2 separate regions of the Mus musculus genome follow, and region 2 is linked to region 1. The links are chromatin contacts, found by Hi-C or POLR2A ChIA-PET in ENCODE. All regions are on one chromosome and are shown on one strand. Each heading gives the region's core, a stretch centred on a gene start or an enhancer-like site at or near the end of the contact. The rest is flanking DNA. Distances are from core to core; before and after follow the strand shown.

Evidence for each region. Hi-C counts contacts between places; a loop is a spot of excess contacts on that map. ChIA-PET counts read pairs that join two places held with the same protein, here RNA polymerase II (POLR2A).
Region 2: a loop to region 1 is called in a map of v-Abl transformed pro-B cells, with 2.3 times the contacts of the local background. The contact joins the enhancer-like site here to the promoter of Sertad2 in region 1. A Hi-C loop is called at or near these places in 2 of 37 maps with a recorded cell type or tissue (T-helper 2 cell and v-Abl transformed pro-B cells). POLR2A ChIA-PET finds 5 or more read pairs at or near these places in 4 of 5 experiments (Patski and embryonic stem cell).

What each region holds. Positions count from the first base shown.
Region 1 is chr11:20,629,139-20,634,788 of GRCm38, reverse strand. Sertad2 (SERTA domain containing 2) reads right to left here and starts at 2,812. Exons shown (of 2, transcript NM_001038625.1): 1 at 2,516-2,812.
Region 2 is chr11:20,557,621-20,562,926 of GRCm38, reverse strand. It overlaps a transcript of Sertad2 not described here. Among named protein-coding and RNA genes, the nearest start is that of Sertad2, 72 kb to the left of the region's middle. Within about 2 kb of position 1,491, at least 1 of the 3 ENCODE cell types and tissues checked has a DNase peak (open chromatin) inside an H3K27ac peak, as active enhancers do.

The DNA.
Region 1 (5,650 bases), core at 1,563-4,062:
AAACTGAAGCTGGGCCTCTGGTATCTTCAGCATAGGTCTGACCTTTGGACTAAACAATCAGAAACTCCCCACCAATCCCTCCCCCCCTCACTGACTAGCACTGTCACTCTATACAATATGCAAAGACAATAAATAAAAACATCCACAACTGCTAAGTGTAGGAAATGCTCTAAGTGTACTCAAGTTCACCCTTCTAAATACCAGGCTTATCTAAATAATTTTGGCTAAGTGATTTTCATTTTGAAAACATGAATAAAATTAAAACTCATACTTTGGCTGAACAGTGCCCTTAATCCCAGCACATGGGAGGCAGAGGCAGGCCAATCTCTGAGTTCGAGGCCAGACTGGCCTACAGAGTGAGTTCCAGGACCGCCAGGGCTACACAGAGAAACCCTGTCTTGGAAATCCAAACTAACTGCTCATGCTTTTCCTATTGTTCTTTAATAAGAAACCACAGCAAAAGGAGGCTGTAAAATGGTGCAGATCTTACTACGGTTCTTAGTTTCTAGAGTGGAACATTTTAAGTAAGGCACGCTAGAGCTATGTAACTTTTACTTTACCATGGGAGTACTGTTTAAAATGCGCCCTCCCCCCCAATAAGGGTCAGCTATCACTGGTAAATTTAAGTGACTTAAAAACAACAAACAAAAAAAACTATGCTTGTTTGTCATGTCCACTTTGTTTAGTTGTGGTAACTGGATAAATTTCTATTTCTGTTCCTTAATTAAATTTAAAAAGCTGTTATGTAGGGTAACTCAGCAATGGGCGAGAGTTTCTAAATCTGAGTCTAACTCTTTTCTCAGTTCTTTTATCAGAAGCTGGCCTGAGCAGCTGTTACCTACCAGTCTGTGACACTTGCATGACAATAAAACTATTCCTAGGACACCTCCTGCTACACAGTGAGTTACTATAAAATGTGAGTCCCTACCTGTTGAAATAAAGTAAGGAACAGACCTGGGTGGAGAGGGAGGGAAGGTGAGCTACCAAGTCCACGAAGCATACATAACAGTTGAACGTATTTTAATTAGGAGAGGAAAGACATCATTTTAAACCCTTCCTAACCTGAACACAATCACTGGATGGCCCTGAGTTCACTGTGTAGACCAAGCTAGTCTTGAGTTCCTACAGATCCACTAGTGCTAGGATTGTAAGTGTATGCCAGCACAACCCAGGCCAGCAATGTGTATTTTCAAATAAAGGAAATTTTTATAAAATTATCAGGAAAGTAAAGATCCACAATTATTCTTGCTCATGCCAGAGTTGAAATCTTAATAACTTCACCCTCAAATCGGGATACTATGATATTAAAGGGCTCTGGTGAAGTAGCCACTGGGTAAGCAACTAACCCAGCAGCAGACCCAGGGCTCTCTGGTGTGGAGCCTTCCAGGAGGTTAAGTGGAGCCCAGGCCCACCTCATTCCTGCCAGTCACAAAAATTACAAAAAGCAATTCTGAACAGTTAGGGCCTGGGCCATCCTACTGGTGACTACAACCTCCAGGCCCTTTTCCATAGGTTCTGAACACTTCTTAACAAATACTAGGAATTCAAAAGCACGTTTCAAGAACAAAGCTTGAAAACAACGACTGTTCCTGAAAGCCAGCTAGGGTTTGACTGATTCTACTTAAATAAAATCTGCCGTTTCTGAGTCTGTCCCTGCTGACTGCCCTCCACTCAGTGCCTGCAAAACCGACTTTCTACTCCTGAAACTACCTAGATGCGAGCAAAAAGTTATTCTAAAACAGTCTCACTGCTTTGCGAAACTTACAATTCAATTTTCAACTCTACTGATTTGCTACCATTCCGGCTAAAGCTAAGACAATTTATAGTTAAGAAAAATATGAACAATTCAGTACTTTCTCTCGACGCAATGGTCCTCTGAAGTGCCCAGTGTCAATGGTACAAAGTCTACGCGTCGGGACAGCTGGCTCCCCTCAGCACCGCCCCCCCTCTGCCCCGTCATAGGCGGTTAACACCAAGATGACTTGTAGATTTCTAATTTAAAAACCAGGAAGGCATTAAGTTTAATAAACATTTGGATCCAAAATCAATTCACTTGGGCACGGAAGAAAAGAGGGTGAAGAGAACTGTTTTAACGCAAAACCACCGGGAAACTCTCGAAACACAATATAGCAAGTTGGATGCAAACCCAGACACGGAACTCAAAAGTGAAGCAGCCTCCCTGCCAGCAACCGGAATCTTTAAAAAAAAAAAAAAGTCTCGCACGTTCTCAGCACCAGAGCCACCACAGCGAGCGCGCGCGCGCGCGCACACACACACACACACACACTCACACACACACACACACACCAGCTGTGACGGCAAAAGCTCCGGGCCCCTGCCGCCCGGACCCCGCCCCAGGTCGTGACAGTCGGGGTCTCCAGGCGGCCAGCGGGTGCTCCCCAACCTGCCCGGTCCGGCCTCCGCTGCCTTGGGCTCCCGCCTGGCCCAGCCCAGCACCGCCCCTCGCCCGCCGGAGCCCAACCCCGGGGAGCCTCCAGCTCGGCCCGGAACTCACCACAAGCAGGTCCACCAGGAGCTAACGCATCGGAGGGGTTTCCGCCCACCCCTCAAGCTATGCCCGCTCCATGCGGGGCGCCCCCGCCGCGGGGCCGACGGTAGCAGGGAGCTCGGCGAGGCCGGAGCTACGACTCCGGCGTCCTCTGCTTGCGAGTCGGGAACATTATACAATGGTGGAGGCGGCGGGCAGCCTGGAGGAAGCAGGAGGCGGGCGGAGTGGACGCCCGGGCCGAGAGAGGTACAGCTCGTGCTCCAGCACTCGCCGTGCGGGAGTGACGTCCGCCTGCGAGCCTCTGGCGAGCTCCGGCCAGGCCCCGTAGGCCCCACCCCCTGCCTGGCCGGGCCCCGCCCCACCAGCCCCGCCCCTGCAGTATAGGCCCCACCCTGCCCCTCCCACCTCCTACTATAGGTCCCGCCCACCCGTGCCTTCAGGTCCAGATCTCCGTAGGCCCCGCCTCCAGCCGGTCCGGACCCGCCTCAGCTTCGCAGGGCCCGCCCCGGGCCCGCCCAAGTGCCATAAATGCAGATTCCCTCAGGGTGAACTCTCAGGAAGCGGCGGACAGACACCAAGCTTATGCAGCCTCTTCTGTGGACTGAAAGCTAAATAGGAGAGGTAGAAATGGGAGCGCCCAAGCCGGACCGCCACTACTACCACTAATGGCCCCCACATACTGGAAAACAGACATGACAGAGTGGGTGATGACAAAGACGGCAGCGCTGGCACAGTCCGCAGAGGAGCGCGACCACAAATATGACAGGCATCCGAGCTATTTGGCCACTTGGGCCGGCTGGCGGGAGGATAGGGTCCACCAATGGCCCTCGGAGATATGGGAATGGGGGGAGGGGCCAAGGGCTCCGTGTGGAGCTGACGACAGAAGTTGAAATGAGTCACCAACTAGTACCTTTGGAGTCGGTCGGACATACCAGAGTTGCATCCTTTATGGAGACCATGCAGCCAACCAGAGGGAGACCACGCTTGGAGAACACAGGGAACTGGAGGCGTGGTCCTCTGCCCACAAGTTTCACGCTGATAGCCTTATCTTTCCCATTTAAAAAACAAAAAACAAAAAACCCCAAAACAACAAAAAATCCTTAATGTTTTTAACTACTCAAACTTAGCAAGGAGCTTTATATTGTCCTTAGTATTAGCATGTGCCTAAGTGGTTCGAATTTAAGAGAACTAAGAGGCCAGGGACAGCTCAACAGGAACATTTATCATTACCTTTAAAATGGCATATGCATTCTACATAAAGATATTACAAAAGAAATTCAGGCACTTTAAAATTTTGGCTGCCACTCCAATCAATAATTTCTCTTCAGACCACTTTGCTGTTTAATGGTCCATGACACTAGTTGTATTTAAGGACAATAAAGCTTTAAGACCTAACATAAAGGTCTTAAACATCAAGACAAATTTATTCCAACTCAAACTGTTCTGTAATGATTTGTTATCAATCGAGTTGATGATCCTATCAAAATTAAATATGAGCCATCACCAGTTGTAGGACCCCTACACTAGGTAGGAAGAGGCAGGCAGATCTCTCTTAGTTCAAGGTCAGCCTGGTCTACATAGGCAGTTGTAGGCCAGCCAGGACTAAATAGTGAGAATGTGTCTCTAATAATTATAATAATTATTATTATGATGTGTGCTAAACGGTAAAGGAGACAATGTCAGGTTTTATTAATTAGAGAAGTAAAAAGGTTTTTGTTGTTGTTGCTGTTTGTTTTTAGCAAATCCTTGGCATTATCAAAATCTCATATACATGTTTCATGAGGTATAACCAATATCAGCTAATTGTATATCTCTCTGGCAAGTCATTATAATAGCACAAAATGGCATCGCATAGAGTATGAGGTCTTGCTCAGTGGCATAAACTTTCACACATTTTGCTGGAGAGCCAAGATGGTTTTCATTTCTAGAGTTCTGCATTTGGAGACAGCACTAACCCCTCCTGGCTCTAATTACCCACTCACTTAGACTTTGAGTGCTCACTTTAAGAAACCGCCATTGAAATAGTAGCTACAATAATCTTCCTGTGATGTCTTTGTGGGAGGCCAGAGGTATTTAGTTCTGTTGAATTTAAAATGAATTGAAACTGTTATTCATGAATTGAAGTTTGCAAAAAGACACAGAATTTTATGACACTTGGATATTTTTTAACAAATGGCTACCCAAATACAGTGTTCCTGCACAAAAGGAAAGCCAAAATTAAAATAACATCTTAGTGTGTCAACAGAACGAACACATGTTGTCTGAAGTCTATGTTCTATGTATGCTTACCTAAAAGTCTGAGTTCTGAGGAAAGCAGCCCAGAGTTGCTTCTGGGGTGAGATATCGCACAGTTCTATTTTTGAAGACTTAGAGGCTTATCAGTGCATGAGTTACAATTTCACTTAACCAACTTCTAGAATCTGGTATATCTGACCAATTAGTCAAAGTGTGAAGTGGCAGCGTCAACAGCTGCCAGTGTGGTCCAACATCAGGTACTTCTGTCTCCCTGCTCCTTCTCGCCAGGCACAGCAATCTAGCCAATCCTGCCTAATCTGAGACGTTTAAAGATAAAGGAAGATCGCCCTGTACTTAAAAACAAAAACAAAAACTTTACGAGTAAGGGTGTATCTGGGAACCATGTGCATGCTCTGGTCCTATGGAGGCCAGAGAGGGTGCTAGATCCTCTGGAACAGGAGTTACAGAATACTGTGAGCGCCTGTGGTGGTGGGAACCAATCTGGGGTCCTCTACAAGTGCAGTAAGTATTCTTAACTGCGGTACCATCTCTTCAGGGCACCTTCCCTGAACTTTTGAGGTATACTCAAAGACTGAAGGCTTTTACTTTGAAACAGGCTCTCTTTTCATAGCTCCATCTGTCCTGGAACTATGTAGACCAAGTTGGCCTTCCCCTGCCCCCGCAACCCGCCCCGCCCCCGCCTCCCACCTCTGCAGGGAGTAAAGGTATACACAATCAGGCTGGGCCAGATTTTTTTTTTCTTTATAGAGAAAAATAATAGTTACTTCTACAGAATGATCAATAAATGCTAAGTGAACCTGTACATTTGGTTTATACATTTTAAAAGTCCATTTAAAATAATCTTAATCTTAGGGCTTCATCAAGAATTCAGAACTTCTCCATCAC
Region 2 (5,306 bases), core at 242-2,741, 71 kb after region 1:
TGGAAGAATCTACCAAGCAACACAGGTTTCCTCATACTCTATCAAGTTGGTGCACCTTGGAGACCACCCAAACGATTAGCAGCACACCTAGAGAGGCTCCAGAGTTCACTGCTCACCTGACATTAGTTCTTTAAAGTGTATTCCCAGGAGTTAAAGGCTAGTATCAGAAGTGTCATTTTTCTCACTTAAAATATTGAAAGCCAGGAATGGCAGCACTCACCTGGAATCATAGTGCCCAGGAGGTAGAGGAAAGGTCAGAGGTTCAAGGCTAGCTAGGCTCTGCTGCAGAGTCAATTCCAGGAGTTGCTATCCTAAAACTCACTAGGTGACCCAAACTGACCTCAAACTCAAGATCTTCCTGCCTCAGCTTCCCCGGTGCCAGAATTAGACCACCACACTTAGCAAAATGGGCTGCCTCCTATGCGTCTTCTGAGGCTTTCAAATGATGGAACACTTAGCACTAGGGCCACTCCCACAATATCTAAACTCAACACAGCAGGCTGCTCATGGTTCACAGGGATGCCTGTGGAAAGCTCAAGTGAAATTAGCTCCCAGGACAAGAAGTGCAGTCTCTACTAAATGACCCCTTTACAAAAAAGGTTATGCACCTTGGTCTAAGGGAGTGGGACCACCAGAGCCCATGTACTTAACTGTGGTATCTACACACACACACACACACACACACACACACACACGTACACACTCAAGCACTTAAAAATAAATCAGGCTAAAGAGATGGCTCAATGCTTTGATCCCAGCAACCATAGAGTAACTCACAACTGTTTATAACTCTAATTCCAGGGGATCCTACAACCTCTTCTGGCTTTTGTAAGTACCAGGCATGTATGTGGTGCACAGACAAAACACGCACATAAAATAAAAATAAATGTTAAAAAAAAACCACCTTCTTTCGGCCAAGGGTGGTGTGAATGAGGACTAACAGTAGAATGCTTGCCTAACAGGCCTTAGGTTCATGTCTACTGCTGAACTCAGGATCTCTGGAAGAGCAGCCAGTGCTCTTAACTGCTGAGCCATCTCTCCAGCCCCTTAAGATGATATCTTAATTAAGAATTAAAATGAACATTTTCTGTGTTCTACTGTGGATAGGACAGCATGGTCATTTGCTTTACTCATTACAGTAGAAGCACCATTTGGTTCCTGACTGCAGTTATCTAACTTGGCCTCCGCCCAGAACTATTTGTTTACAATTATAACAATTGCACGCACAGCTGAAATGTCCACTGCTATAAAATGATAAACTGGGACACTTTAGGAATTGGGTTTTTTTTCCCACTTTGTCTTAAAGAAAAAAACTAAAGCTGGCTGGGATGGATCATGGCTGCTGGTCCTGTGAGCACAAATGTCAATTCTTCCACCCGTGCAAGGTGGGATCCAGCACAAAGCGCCAGGCTGCTCTTAGCTGCGTGGCCACGCCCTTCACAGCAACTCAGGCCCCGCCCCACCCCGCGCAGCGCCCCTCCCTCACTATGCAAGCCAGCCCGCAGCAGCCGCACACTGTTACATGGTCTCCGCAGAAATGACTCTAGCTGGCAGCTGTTACTTGCTCCTTTTCTTTGTCATTCAGAGAAAGAAGTGGAAGATGGTGTGCAGTGACTTGTGTTCTTTGTCTGGGCCGGGTTTGTGTACTTCACCTCTATTCTTTCAGCAGGCTACCGATTTACAAACTGGTAGTGTCATCTGTCAGAGCACAACTTCCCACCCCCCCTTAAGTGAAATAAAATGCAGAATAAACAATCCTTTTGGTTATGGTAAAGTTATTCAGTAAGATATGTTTCTTTTACTACAAAATGTGTTTGGATACTGTTTAATTTTACAGATTCTAGTTGAGATTGCTAATAAATTATGAGCGTTATTTAAATGTATTTTTTATTGCCTACAGGGTGTCAAGGTTAACTTCTTAAAGTAATGTATAAATTAATAATTTTGGCATTTTTTTTTCTTTTGTGAGAAAGGCTCCTAGCCAAGGTTGGTTATGCACCTTGAACTTCTAATCCTCCTGCCTCCAGCTCCCTAGTGCTGTGATTCTGAGCATGTGTTACCAGACCCTGTTTTATGTGGAAATAAGGACAGAGCCCAGGGCTTGGTATATGTTAGAAAAACACTTTTTAACAACAGATCCCTATATTTGTATTTTTAATGGGTAAGATTTTAAAACATCTTGTTAAGGATAAGTGAAAATCAACATTACTTTATATTCCCTAAACATACACTTCAAAATCAAGTAAGCTGGGGTCCTGGCTTTCTCCTTCTGATCTGCACAGTTTACTGTGGTTAATCAACACCTTTCAAAACGCTTCTTTGGTTTACTCTTTGTTTTTGTTTTCGGTTTTGTTTTTCTGAGCCAGGGTCTGTCCCTGGTCTGGAACTCATCAGGAGGCCTGTGCAGGCGGGCAGACTGTGAGCTCCAGGAATCCACCTATCTCCCCTCTCCTGGCACTGAGACTGCAGTGTGGGCTCTGCTCCGGGGTGTGGTTGGAGCCATTACTGCTCTTCCACAGAGTTCCAAGCATTCACACCCAGCAGCTCACACGTGTCTGAAAAGCCTCTTCTATGGGTTCAAACACCCTCTGAGCCCTTTGGTTACCTGCCTGCACATGGTGCACATAAACTCATGTAGGCACACACGCACACACAAAAAGTAATTTTAAAAAAGAAAGCAAACAAAATGTGGGTTCTGGGGATCTGAACCCAGGTCCTCTTGCTTGCCAGCAAGCACTTTACCGACTGATTGTACTATCACCCCAGCCCCAACAAGTCCCATCTTTATCAGTGCCCTTCAGCTTCCTCCTCCCAGAGTGAAATGCTGACTTCTAAACCTTAGTTTTGTCTCCACCAGTTAGCAAGAAATTAAGTTCACCCTCTCAATTTTCCGTAGCTTTCAGAGGCAACGTGGGCAATAAGGTCGTTGTGTTAATGAATCTTTCTAACTACCTGGTGCATACAGACTTACTCTCCATGCTTCAGAACACTCAGTAGCAAAGAGCAGGCTAGCTCCATGTCTACAGGTTCTTGCTGATTTTAATGCACAGAAGTCTTGACAGGGGCACAGGGGGTGTGGGAGACGGTGGGGAGGGGGGCTGCCAATTTCCACCAAACCCAAGATGGCAATGGCCAGCCTCCCTGGACTCTTTATGTGGCATGAGTTCATGCACACTTAGTCATATTCAGGAGCACTAAAACAATAAAAGCTCTTGGTGTGTGTGCACCACACTTAACTTCTTATGTGTCACTGAGATTGAGCAAACTGATCAAAACACACTTTCACTTTGTTACTCAAAAGTAGACAGACGGTCACACAAACTTCATCCTTTATTTAATCTTGGGGAAACATCTTAAAGCAGACGTTCTGGTCTTTACAGAACCCTCCTCCAAGTGCTGCAAATATTCACTAACAAGAATTATGGACAAACTTCAAAGCACGTATATATTTTGGTCTAGTGATCATGTTTTATAACAACTTCGTTTGAAGAGTTGCTAGGGCTACGTTTATATACGATTCAGGAAGCAATCACTCACGTACTACCACACTCTAACTGAGTCCACTGGGGAGAGATTTTGTTACATTTTTCACTATAAAGGAAAAATATGGCTTATGAACATTCGCCCATTCGTGAAATTCCCTGACAGAAAGCAATCTGTGCTTCCAGTTAGAAAGGCAAAGGAAAACGGGCCAGGTCCATAACTTCCTTCAATCACCCCATACATACACATACACACACACACACACACACACACACACACACTGCTGGGGCAACATCTGATCAAGACCACGAAGCAGATGATGCTCACACCTGGGATGTGCCTGCTTCAGAGGCTCACCTAAATCCTAACACTGACACATTTAAGAGACAAGGGGATGCTGTCAGTGCTTGGAGCACACTTTCTGGTCCTCTAACGATATCTAAACAGAGGAGAAAGCATGGCTCAGCAACAAGAGGAACCCAGGGAGTCCCACGTTTCTTCTCTGTCTCTGGCTAACTGGAACAAAACCCAGGCCAAATACTTAACTGAGATGGGCTTTATTTTCAGTATCTGAGAAATGGAAGTGGAAACAGCAAATGCTAGTTTACAGTTTGCAGAAGAGCACAATAAAGAAGCTAATAGGTGGAAGTTGTATATAGCGTTACATGACAGGAATTGCAAACAGAAGCAGGCTGGGGTACTGTCTGATACTGGCCAACTCCTCTGAATGCCAGGGAGGAAAATCTGCTAAATAAGTAGGAAGTGTTATTAGCACTTCCTTCATTTTATAGTTAAACACAACAGCAGTAGCACAGAAAACATGGCAGCACTTCAGGTGTGCCGGCCGGGGTCGCTTCCAACAAGTAGCCACTATTCTAAAACCTCAAGGAACCTAATGGCCACCCGAGTTCCTCCTGAAGATGAACCCCAGAGACTGAGGCCAAAACCTTCACAGAAATATACAGACATGGTTTTAAAATGGCTGTAACCAGTTTCACAGCTTCACATAGTCATCAATGACACAAAGCGCAGATGACAGCATGGTGTAAGGAGAGACGGGAATGCCACGAACAAAGCAATGACCACAGAAGAGAGACTCATCTGCAGCAGCAGTGCCAAGTCCATGCATTTGGTCACAGTTACCTAGTTAGACAGGAAATTACACATGCTAGGCAAGCACTCTAGCTATGAGCCACGTACCAGCCATTCATAGATTTTGTTAAAAGGAAACAATTTTTTTTACATAAGGTCAACTTGCCATTGACAACAACAGATATAGTAATAGTAACACAACACAAACCAAACTAACGGAGACTCTCACTCATTCTTTTATTACTATTGCTATTATTATTTATCTATTTACTCTACATCCCGATTGCATCTCACTCATTCTTTCTTTTGTTTAGATTTGTTTTGTTTTTTGAGACAGGGTTTCTCTGTATAGCCCTGGCTGTCCTGGAACTCACTCTGTAGACCAGGCTGACCTCGAACTCAGAAATCCACCTGCCTCTGCCTCCCAAGTGCTGGGATTAAAGGCGTGCACCACCACTGCCCGGCCTTAAACATTTTTAAATTAGGGAAAGGGAACTATTAAGAATGAGTGAGATGTAGCCAGGCGTCCCAGCCAGCCAGCCTGGCCCACACATGAGCTCCAGGTCAGTGAGAGACTCTTGTCACAAAAAAATAAAGTGGAGAGAGACCATTAGGAAAGAAACCAAGAATCATGCTCTGGCCTCCACTTGTATGCACTCATACATGCACATGCACACACATGTACACACACACACATTCACATGTATGTACTCATACATGCACATGCACTC